2 separate regions of the Homo sapiens genome follow, and region 1 is linked to region 2. Evidence: chromatin loops called from intact Hi-C (ENCODE). Cell type or tissue: CD4-positive, alpha-beta T cell. All regions are shown on one strand. Links, peaks and the distances in the headings refer to the core of each region. The heading gives the core; the rest is flanking DNA.

Region 1 (5,000 bases), core at 1-5,000, 100 kb before region 2:
ACTCCCCATTCCCCTGCTCCAGCCCCCAGCACCATCTATTGGCTCTCAATTTGACCACTCCGGGGACTCTGTCAGTGAATTCACGCAGTCTTTATCTTCTTGTGCCTAGCTTAGCTCACTGAGCACAACACTAAGTTTTGAGACAGGAGAGACTAGAGCATATTCTGTACCGATGGGCACAACCCGGAGAGAGGAGGACAATGTGCTGAGAGGAAGGTTCCTGAGAGGCCAGGGCAGCAGAGGACCTGGCTGCGGGGCCCTTCATGGGGTGGGGAGTGGGGGTCAGCAGCTCCATAGAGAGCTGGCTACAGCTCAGGAGCCCCAAGTGACTCAGGAAAGGTTAATGCTACTTCCCCCAAGAGGGGAGACCCTGCTCTGGACAGCACAGGCACTTGGGCTGGCTTCCATTCAACCTCCCCAGGGAGTGTTCCTCCCAAACCTTCACACAGGCACAGCAACTACTCCTTAGAGGCGCCCCAGGGAACATGGGCCCAGCCCTCCAAGACCTCCAGCGGCACTGGCCCAAGCTAAGCCTGCTAAAGGAACCAACTCCCTGAACCCAACAGCGCCTTGCACTCTGCTACCCACTGACGGGACAGGACCCAGCCCTCGGCCACACTAGTGTGTAACAAGCCACCATCAAGCTGAATCAAAGAGGAGCCTCAGCAACTATTCTGGCTTATGAAACCTAAAAACGAAAGCACAAATAGTCAATGTTCTTAGATTTAATTAAAAGACTGTTCTTTAGGCCAGGCGCGGTGGCTAACGCCTTGTAATCCCAGCACTTTGGGAGGCCGAGGCGGGTGGATCACGAGCTCAGGAGATTGAGACCATCCTGGCTAACACAGTGAAACCCCGTCTCTACTAAAAATACAAAAAAAATTAGCCGAGAGTGGTGGTGAGCGCCTGTAGTCCTAGCTACTCGGGAGGCTGAGGCAGAAGAATGGCGTGAACGTGGGAGGTGGAGCTTGCAGTGAGCCGGGATCGTGCCACTGCACTCCAGCCTGGGCGACAGAGTGAGACTCCATCTCAAATAAATAAAAAAATAAAAATAAAAAAGACTGTTCTTTAAAACATAGTAAAATGGCCGGGCACAGTGGGTTCCCACCTGTAATCCCAGCACTTTAGGAGACCAAGGTGGGAGGATCACTTGAGCCCAGGAGTTTGAGGCTGCAGTGAGCTATGATCCCACCACTACACGCTAGCCTAGGCAACAGAGCGAGACTCTATTTCTAAAAATAATAGTAATAAAATGCTCATAGGTGAAATGATATGACATCTTCATTTGCTTTAAAATAAGCCAGAAAAGAAAAAAATGTGTGTGGGGGGTTGAAGGGCTGAAAGTAGGCTGGCGAAGGCTGGCAGGTGCTGCGGGGCAGCATGTAGGCCTGTGGGGCAGCGGCACACCTCTACTCTCAGCCTCACTGCTCAGATGCGCTGCATGCTCGAAATGTCAAAAATAAAATCTTTCTTGGCTGGGCGCGGTGGCTCACGCCTGTAATCCCAGCACTTTGGGAGGCCGAGGCAGGCGGATCACGAGGTCAGGAGATCGAGACCATCCTGGCTAACATGGTGAAACCCCATCTCTACTAAAAATACAAAAAAATTAGCCGGGAGTGGTGGGGGCGCCTGTAGTCCCAGCTACTCAGGAGGCTGAGGCAGGAAGAATGGTGTGAACCCGGGAGGCGGAGCTTGCAGTGAGCCGAGATCGCACCACTGCACTCCAGTCTGGGTGACAGAGTGAGACTCCATCGCAAAAAACAACAAACAAACAAACAAAAAAAACCTTTCTCTTGGCACTCGGTACTTGAAATCTCCAGTGGGACCAGGGTTGTCCTGCAGCAGATACATCTACACCAGCACCATCTGTCTCAGTCTTCTCCCCACCCACAGCAGACACAGTTTAAAAAAAAAAAAATCAATATTTATTCAGCCAGAATTCAAACTACACATTTGACGCAAATACAGTCGTCATCCCTCTGAATGTCACTAGAATGTCCATGAGGCCGAGCATACTTGGCTTTTCCTGGCCTTTCCGCTGCTCGTGCAGCCAGCCTATGTCCTCTCTGGAAAGTCTCCCCGCACCCCCGCATCCAGCTGCCAGAACGAGTAGCTCAGGGGCCCACTGGGGAATTCAGTTCTGCTATTGGCACTCAGCAAGCACTCCATCAACATTTACCTAAAGTTTTAAAATTATTCGATTTGGCCAGGTGCAGTGGCTTATGCCAGGAATCTCAGCACTTTGGGAGGCCAAGGTGGATGGATCACTTGAGGTAAGGAGTTCAAGACCAGCCTGGCCAACGTGGTAAAACCCCATCTCTACTAGAAATATAAAAAATTAGCCGGATGTGGTGGCAGGCGCCTGTAGGCTGAGGCAGAAGAATCACTTGAACCTGGGAGGTGGAGGCTGCAGTGAGCCGAGGTCACGCCACTGCACTCTAGCCTGGACAACAGAGCAAGACCGTCTCAAAAAAATAAAAATAAATAAATAAAATCATTCAGTTCCTAGAAAGGCATCATTGCAAAGGACAAACATTCAAAAGCTAAGCAGGATTTTCCCCTTTTCCAATAAAGTTCCGACCATCAAGGAGGAAAGGCAGCCTTAGCCTCCGTACTGTGTTTACAATAAGGCCCCAACTAGCAGCACACTCCGAGCACCCGGAGAGCAAAGAGAGGCGGCTCCGAGGGGCAGAGCGGCTCCCAACTGTATAGACGGGTTGATTTCCGTCCCCATGTGTGACATTTACAGCCAGTGAGAGGTTTTATCAACAAAATCAAAGGCCACAGCCAAGTTATTCCAGAGCAGTGCCCGCCCCTCCCACATGACCAAACCCGGCTCCTCTCAGGGACTTTCCAGAGCTCTCAAAGGTGCAGCCAGGGACTTTCCACCCTGCGTGCCTGCAGGACCGCGTGGCGCCCCAGGCCAGGGGCTGGCTATAGTCCTTGGCCCTCAGCCGGAGGCCCTCATAATTGTCAATGTGGCATCCCATGAGCCTGGAGGTGGCAGAGACCCCAGAGGACTCAGGGTCCAGTGCAGAGCTGGAAACTATTATCCCACCTGTCCCCCAGACACTCCTCAGTCCTCTCAAAGGGTGGCATGGCGCATAGCACCCCTACTCCCTGCAGCCAGCTGGTACCCCAACCCTCCCAGGGAGACCCTGACCCTGGGCCACCTCCCCAGGGAGCCATCTCCCTTGCAGACAGCACTGGGCAATGACCAAGCTGCATCTCTTTCAAGGAGCAGGGAGTGGGGGGTACAATGCCATGCGCCACAGCCGTTTGTGCGGCAGAGCCACACAGGAGCCTAGAAAGCTTTGCATCGCACGTCGTGGCTGAGGGCGGTCTGGCATCTCTGCCCACAGAGGTAGGAGTCTCACTCTAGGGCAGTGCCCTGGAGCTACCGCTCCGTGTCCAGGACGCAATCCCCGTGCTAGGGAGGAAAGCACATCTTGTTCACCCCAGACACAGCTGGGGCAGTTCTTCTGAAAAAACGAAACTTGGAGCCCAAAGACCACAAAGCAGAGTCTGTCAAAAGATCGTGGGAGGTGTGGCCAGGCTCACAGGGTGGGGAGTGGGCGAGGAGAAGAGGGAGGCGTGGCCAGGCTCACAGGGCGGGGAGCAGGAGAGGAGAAACACACAGTAATGCAGGTCCAATTCCAACCCAGCCGGTAACACCCCAGGGTCCGGCTGAGCAGGAGATCCCAGCTCTGGCCCGGGCAGGAAGCTCCCCTAAGTGCAGAAAGCCAGGATTCTGAGCAAACAGCCCTCACAGCCTCACCAACCTGGGGCTGGATTGGATGGCATCAAGGTACTGCCTCATTCCAATGTATGACTCGGTACTCACTGAACAATGACCCCTGTCTCCTCCATTCTACTTCCTGTACCCATGGATCTGATGACTCTAAGGGTGGCCCCTAAGTGGAATCACAGAGGATCTGTCCTTTGGTAACTGGCTCATGTCACTCAGCACACTGTCCTCAGAGTTCATCCCTGGGGTGTGTGTGTCCGAATCGCCTTCCTTTTTAAGGCTGAATCATATCCCACTGTGTGCACAGATCACACTTCCCGTGTTTATCCATTCATCCGCAGACACTGGGCTGCCTCTACCTTTGGGCTCTGTGGACAGTGTTACTCCAGGAATCCTGTACAAGGATCCCAGAGAGAAACCTCTTAAAGGGCATTCATTACAAGAAGGAAGACTGCATAACTTGGCGAGCTGTAGTGGCCTCGACGAGCTCTCTCGGCACCTCCTGGCCTCTACACTACAGGTGAAGTTTCCAAATGCCTAAAAGGTGACGTGAGAATCACACTGAAATCCCCAGTGCAGGAAGGCGTGCACGGCTCGCCCAGCACACAGGGACAAACCACAGCCAAGTGAAGTGCGGGCCACTGCCTATGTTGCTGTGACCACAGGACAAGTGTGTCCATTATTTCTGCAATTTCCAGTGTCAACACAATTCAAAATAAGCAATCCTTTGTGGATACAAGAGACACAACAAAAACCCCCACCAAACTTGAAAGCTGCAGGTCCTGGTGCACAGCGATCTCCCCTTCATTCCCAGGAAATGCTACTGCTCAGATAACCATGGCATTCCCAGGGCTCACACAGGCACCTCCAACCCTCACAGCCACCCCACGATGGTGGGATCCTGCACCCCCATCGACAGACAAGAAACCTGAGGCACAGAGAGGGTAAATACCTCGCCCGAGGTCACACAGCCCAAGCTCCATGGTGCAGGTCTGTGCTCTGCACTACTTGAGTTTCTAAATGGACATACTCTAAGGAGCAGCTCCGTCTCTTCCTCCACAGACATCAGACAGGCTTCAGCCCCAGTGAGAGGAACGTGCAGGACAAGGTCATAACTGCTTGGGGAGCGTGGACGACTCCCGACTGCTGGAGCTTCTGTCACCATGCCACACGCAGGCATCTTTACCTCGTATTCTTTCAGGGTCCCCTTCCAGGTGCATCCATCACTGGGACAGACGGCCGGCAGGCTCTC
Region 2 (10,740 bases), core at 702-5,701:
TTCTGCCCTGGCACCTTCCAGTCCCTGCAGCCTGAGTACACCCTTTCTGAAGCACAGACCTGGTCACATCTTTCCTCCACCTCCTCCCAGGGCTCCAGGTCAGTCCTTGGGCCCCCAGCCCAGCCGCCTCCGTGGACTCCTGGGGCCTGTGCCTCTGCAGCCTCCACTGCCCTGGCCACACGCTGCTCCATGTATCACACCCCTCCCAGCCCAGGGCCTTTTCCCAAGTTGTACCTCCTCCTCCCTAGCCCTGGCCACACCTGACCTTTGCGGGTTCAATCCCTCAGCCCAGCTCAAGCACTGTCTTCCTGGAAAGCCATCTGCCACCCCACCTGTCTCTGCTGAGCTGGCTCAGGGGCTGTGTGGCATTTCTTCATGGACTACTGGATGAGTGCCACCCACTTCAGGAGGACAGGGTCTGCCTGTCCCGGTCCCTGCTGTATCCCCAGAGCCTTGCAGGGACCTTGGCACAGACTGGGTGAATAGGTGACCCCCGCCCTGGCCCGGCCAGTTCTCTCCCTCTCCTCTACTTCATGGCTCCTGTGCTGGATGGGACCTGCTCTGTCCAGTGGGTGAGCAGAGCAGGCTGGCCGGGCTGGCCACTGGATCCTTCTGGGGATTGTAGGCAGTGTGGGCATGGGGGTCTCCTGAGAGACCCTGGCCAGAAGACACAAGAGAGCCCGCCCTGGGGGGCCCCAGCCCTGGGCCCTGAGCTCACCTTGACCCCATCCGAAGATCCAAGAGGGCTGGCCCTGGGGGGCCCCCAGCCCTGGGCCCTGAGCTCACCTTGACCCCATCCGAAGATCCAAGAGGGCTGGCCCTGGGGGGCCCCAGCCCTGGGCCCTGAGCTCACCTTGACCCCATCCGAAGATCCAAGAGGGCTGGCCCTGGGGGGCCCCCGGCCCTGGGCCCTGAGCTCACCTTGACCCCATCCGAAGATCCAAGAGGGCTGGCCCTGGGGGGCCCCCAGCCCTGGGCCCTGAGCTCACCTTGACCCCATCCGAAGATCCAAGAGGGCTGGCCCTGGGGGGCCCCCGGCCCTGGGCCCTGAGCTCACCTTGACCCCATCCGAAGATCCAAGAGGGCTGGCCCTGGGGGGCCCCCAGCCCTGGGCCCTGAGCTCACCTTGACCCCATCCGAAGATCCAAGAGGGCTGGCCCTGGGGGGCCCCCAGCCCTGGGCCCTGAGCTCACCTTGACCTCATCCGTGATCATCATGGCATCTTGGGACATGATCTTCATATCCGACAGCTCTGAGCAGTAGTTGACCACGAGGTTCTGCAGCTTGTCCAGCTCAATGGGGTATCCTGCCAGCACCTGTGTTGAATGGGGTTCTCTTGTGGCCCCTACAGAGTGGGCTGCAGTTGCCCCGAGCTTTTATCCCCCGACTAAGAGCCCTGAGAACAGTGATAGGTTCTCCTCTGTGGCCCCAGCCACCTCCCCCACTCCCCGCTGGGCACAACGGTGATGAAAGGTGTTTCACAGGGAGTGGACAGTGCTGGCCTGGTGGACTCTTTCACCACCTAGGGTCCAACAACCCAGAGAGACTGAGAGAGTTTGTGATGAAATGCTCTGCAGAAAAGGCTGACTGAAACCCGGGGAGGTTTGGGGACAGTTCTGCTTTGAAGTGAAACAGAGGGGCTCAAGACATGGGCTTGGGGTCAGAGAGTCAGGATTCAAGGCCAAGGCAGCTTCTGACCAGCTAGTTTAGCTGTGTGACATTGGGAAAGTTACTTAATCTCTCTGTGTCCCCATTTGTAAGATGATGGCTCGTTCAGAAGGTTGCCATCAGGATGAATTGAGTGTAAAAGGAATTATTTAGCCCAGAACCAGGTACATACGTGCTCAGGATAGCTTTGCTATAGTGGTTTGTTTTTTGTAACTACAAGTATAGGCCAGGTGCGGTGGCTCACGCCTGTAATCCCAACACTGGGAGGCCGGAGGCAGGCAGATCATGAGGTCAGGAGTTAGAGACCAGCCTGGCCAACATAGTGAAACCCTGTCTCTACTAAAAATACAAAAAAAATCAGCCGGGCGTGGTAGTGGGCGCCTGTAATTCTAGCTATTCGGGAGGCTGAGGCAGGAGAATCGCTTGAACCCGGGAGGCGGAGGTTGCAGTGAGCCGAGATCTCACCACTGCACACCAGCTGGGGCAACAGTGTGAAACTCCATCTCAAAAAACAAAACAAACAAAAACAAAACTAGAAGTGTAGAATCTTCATTTTTAAAAATATGGATGACTATGGGAATTATTGCTTGTTTTTTCCTTTGTTCTGAGACTGAATCTCACTCTATCACCCAGGCTGGAGTGCGATGGTACGATCTCGGCTTGCAGCAACCTCTGCCTTCTGGGTTCAGGTGATTCTCGTGCCTCAGCCTCCCGAGTAGCTGGGATTACAGGCATGCACCACCATGCCAGGCTACTTTTTGTATTTTTAGTAGAGATGAAGTTTCACCATGTTGGCCAGGCTGGTCTAGAACTCCTGACCTCAAGTGATCCGCCTGCCTTGGCCTCCCAAAGTGCTGGGATTACAGGCATGAGCCACCATGCCCAGGCCGGGAATAATTGTTTTTTAAGTGTGTATGTTCTAAACAGAAGAAGGCGCTACCAGAGGAACAGAAAGCACCCAGGCGAAGGAGGGGCATGGACAGGGGTGGGGAGAGGGGTGGGCCCAGGAAGCATAGAGGGGCAGGGCTTCCAGGTGAGCCAATAGGACCAGGGGCCAAGGCAAGAGGGACAAGCAGAGGACGGTGCTGAGAGCCACCTGGGCTGGGACCACAGCAGGAAAAGAGCTGCGATGCAGCCTCCGTCCACCACTCCTCCTAAACTGCACTTCCATGCTGTCACCTTCCCGAAGCATGGCTCTCCAGAGCTCCCCTTTGCCCAGTCTTAGGGTGAGGGTGTTTCCAGCTGGCTCCCCGCCCCATCCACAGGTTGCTCCTCTTAGCACCTCCTGTGCTCTCCCTATCTACAGCCCATCTGGAGTAGGTTCTGCTTTGTGGCAGCCCGAGGGGCGGTGCTCAGCCTCCCATGAAGGGGGTCTTCCCTCACAATCGGACTGCTGGCTGCCTTTGGCCTCGTCTGCAGGGAGCAGGGCGGGTGGGCTGGCTGGGACGGCAGCAAGCCCTGCTTACAGGCCCAGCGGACCCTCAAAGGTGCAAGGACTTTCTGAGGGTGCAGGACCTGTCTGACTCTCAGAGGCCCAGGCAATGAGAAAATGACAGGCAAGATACAAACAATACCAAATCATTTAATACGTGCAAGAAAGTCCGAAGAATTCTGATATACCCCACGATATGCTTTTTTGGAATAGCCAAAAATGAAGTTTAAAAAAACGTTTTCCACATGCCTCGGCGTCCTGCGTAGCCGGTGGTCAGGCAGAGCTCCCTCTCCCTGGCGGGTGCGGGGCGGCTCCGCCCCAGGACGCTCCCGCCCCTCCCAGATCCCAGCCCCTGACCCCCGCCCTTCCCGGGCCGCTGGGCTCACTGTCTTCAGATAATCCAGCAGGTCCAAATACAGCAGGTGGATGTTCTGGCTGGTGATGATCTTGATCATTGTCTTCTCGATGTTGTTCTCCAGCTGGCGGATGATCTGGGGCGGACCGAGGGCGCAGTGAGAGGGCGTGGGGACCGGCCGCCCGGAGGGTGTCGGGGCTGGGTTTTCTCCGGAGAGGGTCGTGCTCTCTTAGCCCCGCCCCTCCCGTGAGCCCTCCCCAGGGGACCCGCAAGTCCCGCCCCCCGGTGGCCCCGCCCCTCCCGTGAGTCTTGCCCCAGTGGACTCCGCCCCGCCCTCCCAGCCCCGCCTCTCCACCTGCAGCAGCCGCAGCTCCTCCTTGCTGGCGTCGGGCTGGCTCCGCAGGCTGTCCAGCTCCAGCTGCATGCTCTCCAGCTTCTGCCCGCGCCGCCGCACCAGGTGGATCAGTAGGTTGTGCATGTTCACGCGGTCGAAGACGTACTTGCGCAGCTTCTCCCGCACCACCTGGGTCGGGAAGGGCACCGCCCACTCGTGGTTGCGTAGGGGGCCGCCATGGAGCCCGCCAGCAGGCGGGCGGGTGGAGGCTCGTGGCAACCCCACAGGGAACCTGGGGCTGGGCACCTGCTCCGTCCCTCGTCGGCTCCGCAACATCTAGTGGGGGGGTGCTGGCAGGGGTGGGGAGGGTTGGGTCTCGAGGCCCCTCCTGCCTGGTTACCTCCATGGTGCTGCGGCAGTGCGCCAGTCGCAAAGGCAAGTTTTTCCCGCAGGCCTTGGAGATGGTCCACTGGTCATACTGCGGAGCGGCGGCGGCTGAGCTAGAGCGGGCCCTTTGCGCACCCGCAGCCGCTGGCTCCTCCAGGCATTCTCCCCAGGGCCTCTTGTATCCCACGCTAGCCCAGTAGCGAGATCCCTGCTTCCACGAGGAGCAGAGAGCCGCGGGACCCCATCCTGGCCATCCAAGTTCGGAGGCGACGTGGTAGGGGGGTATGCAGAGGAGGGCCTGGGTGTCCCCTAGCTGGCCGGAGAGCCAGAGGGGGCCCCTGCTGCAGGATGTGGGCTCACAGATGCCAAGCCCTCGGGTTGGGTGGTGGGAAACCTGCCCACCGGATGCTGGGGTGACTGGAGCCCAGGGCACAGGTCCTAGCAGAGCCCCTCCTCACATGCCCCCTGGATCCAGAAAGATTGGGGTGGGGGTGGAGAGGAGGTGCCCGCCCTCCGAGTGTGTGTGTACTCAGCTCCTGCCCTGCTCGCCAGGCAGAGGGGAGGGGCGGCGTTTGTGTACCTTCTTGGCCAAAGCCCAGTCCTGGGCCCCGCGGCGGATGTTGCTGCGCAGGAGGGCCAGCGTGGCCTTGTTCTGGTCCATATTCTCTTTCACCCCTTGGATCTGGAGTGCCCGACACTGCTCTGTGGGCAGGTGGAGGGGACACAGTGGCTAGGATTGGGCCAAGGGCCTGGCCTGGAATCCCCTGGGGGAGGCTTGCATCAGGGAGGCCCCAGGCCCCAGGGTCCAGGGGGATGCCCCCTCCATGGCCAAGATCCCTCCTCCCGCCCTGTCCTGGGGGACACCGCTCCACTGCCCAGCAGCAGCTGTCTGAAGGGCTCTCAGTGGACAGGTGCGGGGAGGTGGACAGGTGGGGAGGGTGAGGCAAAGGAGAGGGATGGCAGGGTCCTGTGGTCCCGTCCAGATTTGCTGCCCATGGAAGCAGGTGGGTGTTTTCCTGTCCATTCTGGCTTTGGGGCCCGTGTTGCTCTTATGCTCACGTCTCCTTGAAGCCCCTCTCTCTGATTTAGTCCCTCCATGCAGGTCCCTTTGATCCCTTCTCCCAGCTCTGTCAGGGAGTGGGCAGTAGGGGGGTCTGTTTTCCCCTCCATGTCCTGGATTGTCCCTGTATTAAAACTAAAAGTCCTAGGCCAGGAGCGGTGGCTCACACCTGTAATCCCAGCACTTTGGGAGGCCGAAGTGGGCGGATCACCTGTGGTCAGGAGTTCGAGACCAGCCTGGCCAACATGGTGAAACCCCATCTCTACTAAAAATACAAAACTAGCTGGGTGTGGTGGTGTGTGCCTGTAGTCCCAGCTACTCAGGAGGCTGAGGCAGAATTGTTTGAACCCAGGAGGTGGAGGTTGCAGTGAGCTGAGATTGCACCACTGCACTCCACCTGGACGACAGAATGAGACTCTGTCTCAAAAAAATAAATAAGCTAGGCGCCGGTGGCTCATGCCTGTAATCCCAGCACTTTGGGAGGCCGAGGCGGATGGATCACCTGAGGTCAGGAGTTTGAGACCAGCCTGGCCAAGATGGGTAAACCCCGTCTCTACTAAAAATACAAAAATTAGCTGGGCGTGGTGGTGGGCACCTGTAATCCCAGCTACTCGGGAGGCTGAGGCAGGAGAATCACTTGAACCCGGGAGGTGGAGGTTGCAGTGTGCTGAGATTGCACCATTGCACTCCAGCCTGGGTGACAGAGCGAGACTGCGTCTCAAAATAAATAAATAAATAAAAATACAAATACGAAAATTAGCTGAGTGTGGTGGCGTACACCTGATGTCCCAACTAATCAAGAGGCTGAGCCAGGAGAATCGCTCGAACCCGGGAGGTGGAGGTTGCAGTGAGCCGAGATCATGCCACTGCACTCGAGCCTGCGTGACAGAGCGAGACTCTGTCTCCAAACAAACATCCCCTAAAAGTGAAGGGGGCCTGCCCCTCCACACCTGCGGGTATTTCTCGTCAGGTGGGATGAAGACTGAGAAAAGAAATAAGACACAGAGGCTGGGCATGGTGGCTCACGCCTGTAATCCCAGCACTTTGGGAGGCTGATGCGGGCAGATCACGAGGTCAGGTGATCGAGACCATCCTGGCTAACACGGTGAAACCGCATCTCTACTAAAAATACAAAAAATTAGCCGGGCATGGTGGTGGGTGCCTGTAGTCCCAGCTACTTGGGAGGCTGAGGCAGGAGAATGACGTGAACCCAGGAGGTGGAGCTTGCAGTGAGCCGAGATCGCGCCACTGCACTGCCGTCTGGGCAACAGAGCAAGACTCCATCTCATAAAAAAAAAAAAAAAAGACACAAAGTATAGAGAAAGAACAGTGGGCCCAGGGGACTGGCACACTCAGCATGCGAGGACCTGCACCAGCCCTGGTCTCTGAGTTCCCTCAGTATTTACTGATCATTATTTTTACTATCTTGGTGAGGGGAGTGTAGCAGGGCAACAGGTGGTGAGAACGTCAGCAGGGAAACATGTGAGCAAAGGAATCTTTATCATGAATAAGTTCAAGGAAAGGTACTATGCCCAGATGTGCACGTAGGCCAGATTTGTTTCACGTTACACAAACATCTCAGTGTAGCAAAGAGTAACAGAGCAGTATTGCTGCCAGCATATCTTGCCTCTAGCCACAGAGCGGTTTTCTCCTATCTTAGAATAGAACGAATGGGAATGGTCGGCTTTACACTGAGACATTCCATTCCCAGGGACGAGCAGGAGACAGATGCCTTCCTCTTATCTCAACTGCAAAGAGGCCTCCCTCTTTCACTACTCCTCAGCACAGACCCTTTACTGGTGTCGGGCTGGGGGATGGTAAGATCTTTCCTTTCCCACGAGGCCATATCTCAGGCTGTCTCAGTGGGGGGAAACCTTGGACAATTCCCAGGCTTTCCTGGGCAGAGGTCCCTGCGGCTTTCTGCAGTGCACTGTGTCCCTGGTTAATCAAGAATGGAGGATGGGGATGACTTTTACCAAGCATACTGCCTGCAAACACATTGTTAACAAAGCACATCCTGCACGGCCCTAAATGCATTAATCTTTGATTCAATACAGCACATGTTTCTGTGAGCACAGAGTTGGGGCTAAAGTTACAGGTTAATAGCATCTCAAAGCAGAAACAATTTTTCTTAGTACAGATCAAAATGGAGTTTCTTATGTCTTCCTTTTCTACATAGACAGTAACAATCTGATCTCTCTTTTCCCCACAAAAAGTTGTGCACCCAGAAACCCCCAGACGGGAAAGGGAGACTGGTCACGGCGGTGCAGGCTCACCCTGGAGCTGAGTGATGGTCTTCAGCTCCTGGGTCTGCTCTTCCACATCTGTCTCACTGTGCCTCCTCATGGCTGCTCTCAGGCCCCCCAAGGGACCCTGTGTACCTCAAAGCCTCCCTGGGCTCAGCTTGCTCAGAGCCGCCACTCAGATTGTCCCCAGAACCTCAGCCCATTATGATGAGAGCCAGGATTCTCAGTGCCTGGGCAACCCTGGAATTGCAGGGCCTCCTGCCTCACTCTGCCCCCAGCCACCTTGGGGTGGCCTCCAGACATGTGTCCTAATTGAAATGAGTCTCCTGGCAGCTGCTCGAGGCTTAGGAGCTCTGCCGGGCGGATGTGCTTTCTTTGAGGGGGAGGTTTGTGATGGGTCTGCAGCACCGGCAGCTCACACCTGCACTGGGTTCCCTCCCTGGCCCCTCCCATGCCCCAAGCCATCCTCCACAAAGCAGCAGGCCGAGCCTCCTAAAACGATTCTGATACTATTCTGATACTGCCTTACGGGACCTCCCTCTGCACCCCCCACCCCCAGCCCCAAGTCCAAACTCCATGCACTGGGTAACCTGGCTCTTGGGACACCCCCACCTTATCTCTTCTGACTTCTGTCCCTGACCTCTCTGTGCTGTCTGGAGCCCACCCTGCTTCACCCCCACTTTCCTTTGGGAATTACTGGGTCTTGGGTTCATGTGTCACTCCAGAAAGGGTATGTTCTCCATCTCTGCACCCCCTCCACCCTTCCCTTAGAGGGGAGTACCTGGAGCACCAGGCAGCCTGGAACTCTGTGGGGTATGCACGAGATGGGGTACACACGAGATGGGGTACTTTTTCCCAGCCTTGCCTTAGTAGGCTCAGGCGGCCATAACAAGGTGCCACTGGCCAGGTGTGGAGGCTCACGCCTGTAATCCCAGCACTTTGGGAGGCTGAGGTGGGTGGGTCACCTGAGGTCAGGAGTTCAAGACCAGTCTGGTCAACATGGTGAAACCCCGTTTCTACTAAAAATACAAAAATTAGCCCAGTGTGGTGGTGGGCGCCTGTCCCAGCTACTTGGGAAGCCGAGGCAGGAGAATTGCTTGAATCCAGGAGGTGGAGGTTGCAGTGAGCTGAGATCGCGTCACTGCACTCCAGCCTGCGTGACAGAGTAAGACTCCATCTCAAAAAAACAAAAAACAAAAAAACAAAAAAACAAGGCGCCACCGACTGGGGGATGTGAACAGCAGCCTGGAGGCTGGGGGCTGAGATCACGGGTCAGCAGGGCTGGTGTCTCCTGAGGCCCCTCTCCTTGGCTTGCAGATGCTGTCTTCTCTGTGTCCTCACGTGGCCGTCCCTCTGTGTGTCTGTGTCCTAATTTCCTCTTCTTATGAGGACACCCCAATGACCTCATTTTACCTTAATGACCTCTGGAAAGCCCCTGTCTTCAAATACAGAGACATGCAGAGGTCCTGGGGGACAGAAATTTGGGGGGACCCAAGCCAGCCCGACAATGGCCTTTGCCCATGTGCTGTCACATAGATCCCTTCCCTTTCTGGTCACTGTTTTTGGAAAGCCAGTCCAGGCAAACTCCAGGTTCTCCCTTCTCTCCCTCCCACCCAGGCCTCACCCTCAGGGTGCTGGGATGTCCTGCTAAGGGTGTGGTCTGCTTACCTCCCCCTCGTTCTTGGGGGCCAGGCTTGGAATCTAGCTGAGGCAGAGCCTACCTGCTGTCCTTCTTCCTCAGATATAAAACACCTGAATTTTAGTGGGCGCATGGCTGCCCAGAGCAACTCTGCCTTCCTGAGCATCCTGGCACTGGATGTGCCTGATGACTTCGTTCAGGCCAACAGAGTGAGAGCAGCAGTGGCAGGCAAGCTGCCCTCTCTCCTGCCTCTTAAATGAGATAAAGACACAATGGCCGAAGCTGGTGCAGCCGCCTGGGGCCATGAGGCAGATTTGGGAACAGAGACCATTACAGCAGGGAGCAGACTGAAAGGAGCCTGGTCCCCGATTCCCTGTCAACCCTGGACCACTCACTTGGACTTTTACATGAAAGAAAAATAAAGCTCAGCCCGGCGCGGTGCCCAGCGGCTCACGCCTATAATCCCAGCACTTTGGGAGGCCGAGGTGGGCAGATCACATGAGGTCAGGAGTTTGAGACCAGCCTGGCCAACATAGTGAAACCCCGTCTCTACTAAAAATACAGAATTAGCTGGGCATGGTGGCGCATACCTGTAATCCCAGCTACTCGGGAGGCTGAGGCAGGAGAATCGCTTGAACCCGGGCAGCAGAGGTTGTGGCGAGCTGAGACTGCACCACTGCACTCCAGCCTGGGCAACAAGAGTGAAACTCCATCTCAAAATAAATAAATAAATAAATATTAGCCAGGCGTGGTGGTGGGTGCCTATAATCCCAGCTACTTGGGAGGCTGAGGCAGGAGAATGGCTTGAACTGGTGAGGTGGAAGTTGCAGTGAGCCGACATCACGCCATTGCCCTCCAGCCTGGGTGACAGAGCGAGACTCTGTCTCCAAACAACGACGACAACACCACAAAAAACAGAAAAATAAAGCTCCATCTTGCTGAAGCCACTGTCAACTTGAGCTTCCTGTCACTCTGAAGGCCCAGTAGGTACTCAATAAACTTTCTTTCCAGTGCCTGGCAAGGTGAGGCGTGGCAGCTGAGCTGGGTCGGGGGCAGCAGGGCCCATGCTGTGGGTCTTCGGTGCTGCGGGGAAGCCAGCTGTAACCATGATGGACTTGTGGAGGTTCCGTCTGGTCTCCACCTCTTCCTCCTCTTGGGGCTCGGGGCTGTGTGTAGGCTTGCCCACTCAGAAGCTTTCCCTCCACACAGACACGGCTACAACGGGCTAGCTCTGCCTCTGGGGAGTGACTTTGGCTAATAGATGAGTGGGGAATGATAGGCAGGTGGGCGTGGCCCACAAGTCCCTCCTCTCCCAGCAGCCAGGCTCTGGCCAGCCTGGCCCCTTTTGCTCTGCCCCTACATGCCAAGTGCTACAGAGGCAGACCCCCATACAGAGAGGCTGTGGTGGTGTCACGTGGCCTACGGGGCTGATGCGAACGTCTAATTCTGGGGTTCAGCGCTGGGAACTTCCCTGTACATCCTCAGTATGTAACTTGCATGTGATCCTCATATATCAACTGTAGGGTAATAAAGGTTTCATGTGACCTGTCATCATCTTACCCTTCTGATTTGTTTTTCACCTGGTCAGGTGGAAACTTGGGTGGAGAGAAGGATAAGCC

What was found. Peaks named below come from ENCODE experiments on the same cell type or tissue, not always from the same donor. Only the 100,000 strongest peaks of a DNase experiment are listed, where the experiment ranks them.
Region 1: a loop joins it to region 2, with 1.9 times the contacts of the local background. A loop is called at or near these places in 2 of 110 quality-filtered maps.

Annotation. Positions count from the first base shown.
Region 1 is chr9:136,900,455-136,905,454 of GRCh38, reverse strand. It overlaps TRAF2 (TNF receptor associated factor 2), which reads right to left. Exons shown (of 11, transcript NM_021138.4): 4 at 4,935-5,000. Among named protein-coding and RNA genes, the nearest start is that of MIR4479, 16 kb to the right of the region's middle. RefSeq lists enhancers at 2,663-3,122, 3,353-3,672. In CD4-positive, alpha-beta T cell, for the core only: no CTCF peak of the experiment used is centred there; DNase peaks (open chromatin) are centred at 2,354, 2,814 and 3,544; H3K4me3 peaks cover 1,496 bases; H3K27ac peaks cover 3,918 bases.
Region 2 is chr9:136,793,240-136,803,979 of GRCh38, reverse strand. CCDC183 (coiled-coil domain containing 183) reads right to left here and starts at 7,642. Exons shown (of 14, transcript NM_001039374.5): 1 at 7,513-7,642; 2 at 4,757-4,878; 3 at 4,190-4,267; 4 at 3,811-3,978; 5 at 3,487-3,591; 6 at 1,194-1,316. The coding sequence starts at 7,582. It overlaps TMEM141 (transmembrane protein 141), which reads right to left. Exons shown (of 5, transcript NM_032928.4): 5 at 10,663-10,740. CCDC183-AS1 (CCDC183 antisense RNA 1) reads left to right here. Exons shown (of 5, transcript NR_024580.1): 5 at 1-53. RefSeq lists enhancers at 2,524-3,051, 3,736-4,439, 7,720-8,221 and silencers at 3,435-3,644, 3,655-3,814, 3,823-3,999, 6,709-7,003. In CD4-positive, alpha-beta T cell, for the core only: no CTCF peak of the experiment used is centred there; DNase peaks (open chromatin) are centred at 2,679, 3,149, 3,739 and 4,779; H3K4me3 peaks cover 1,653 bases; H3K27me3 peaks cover 310 bases.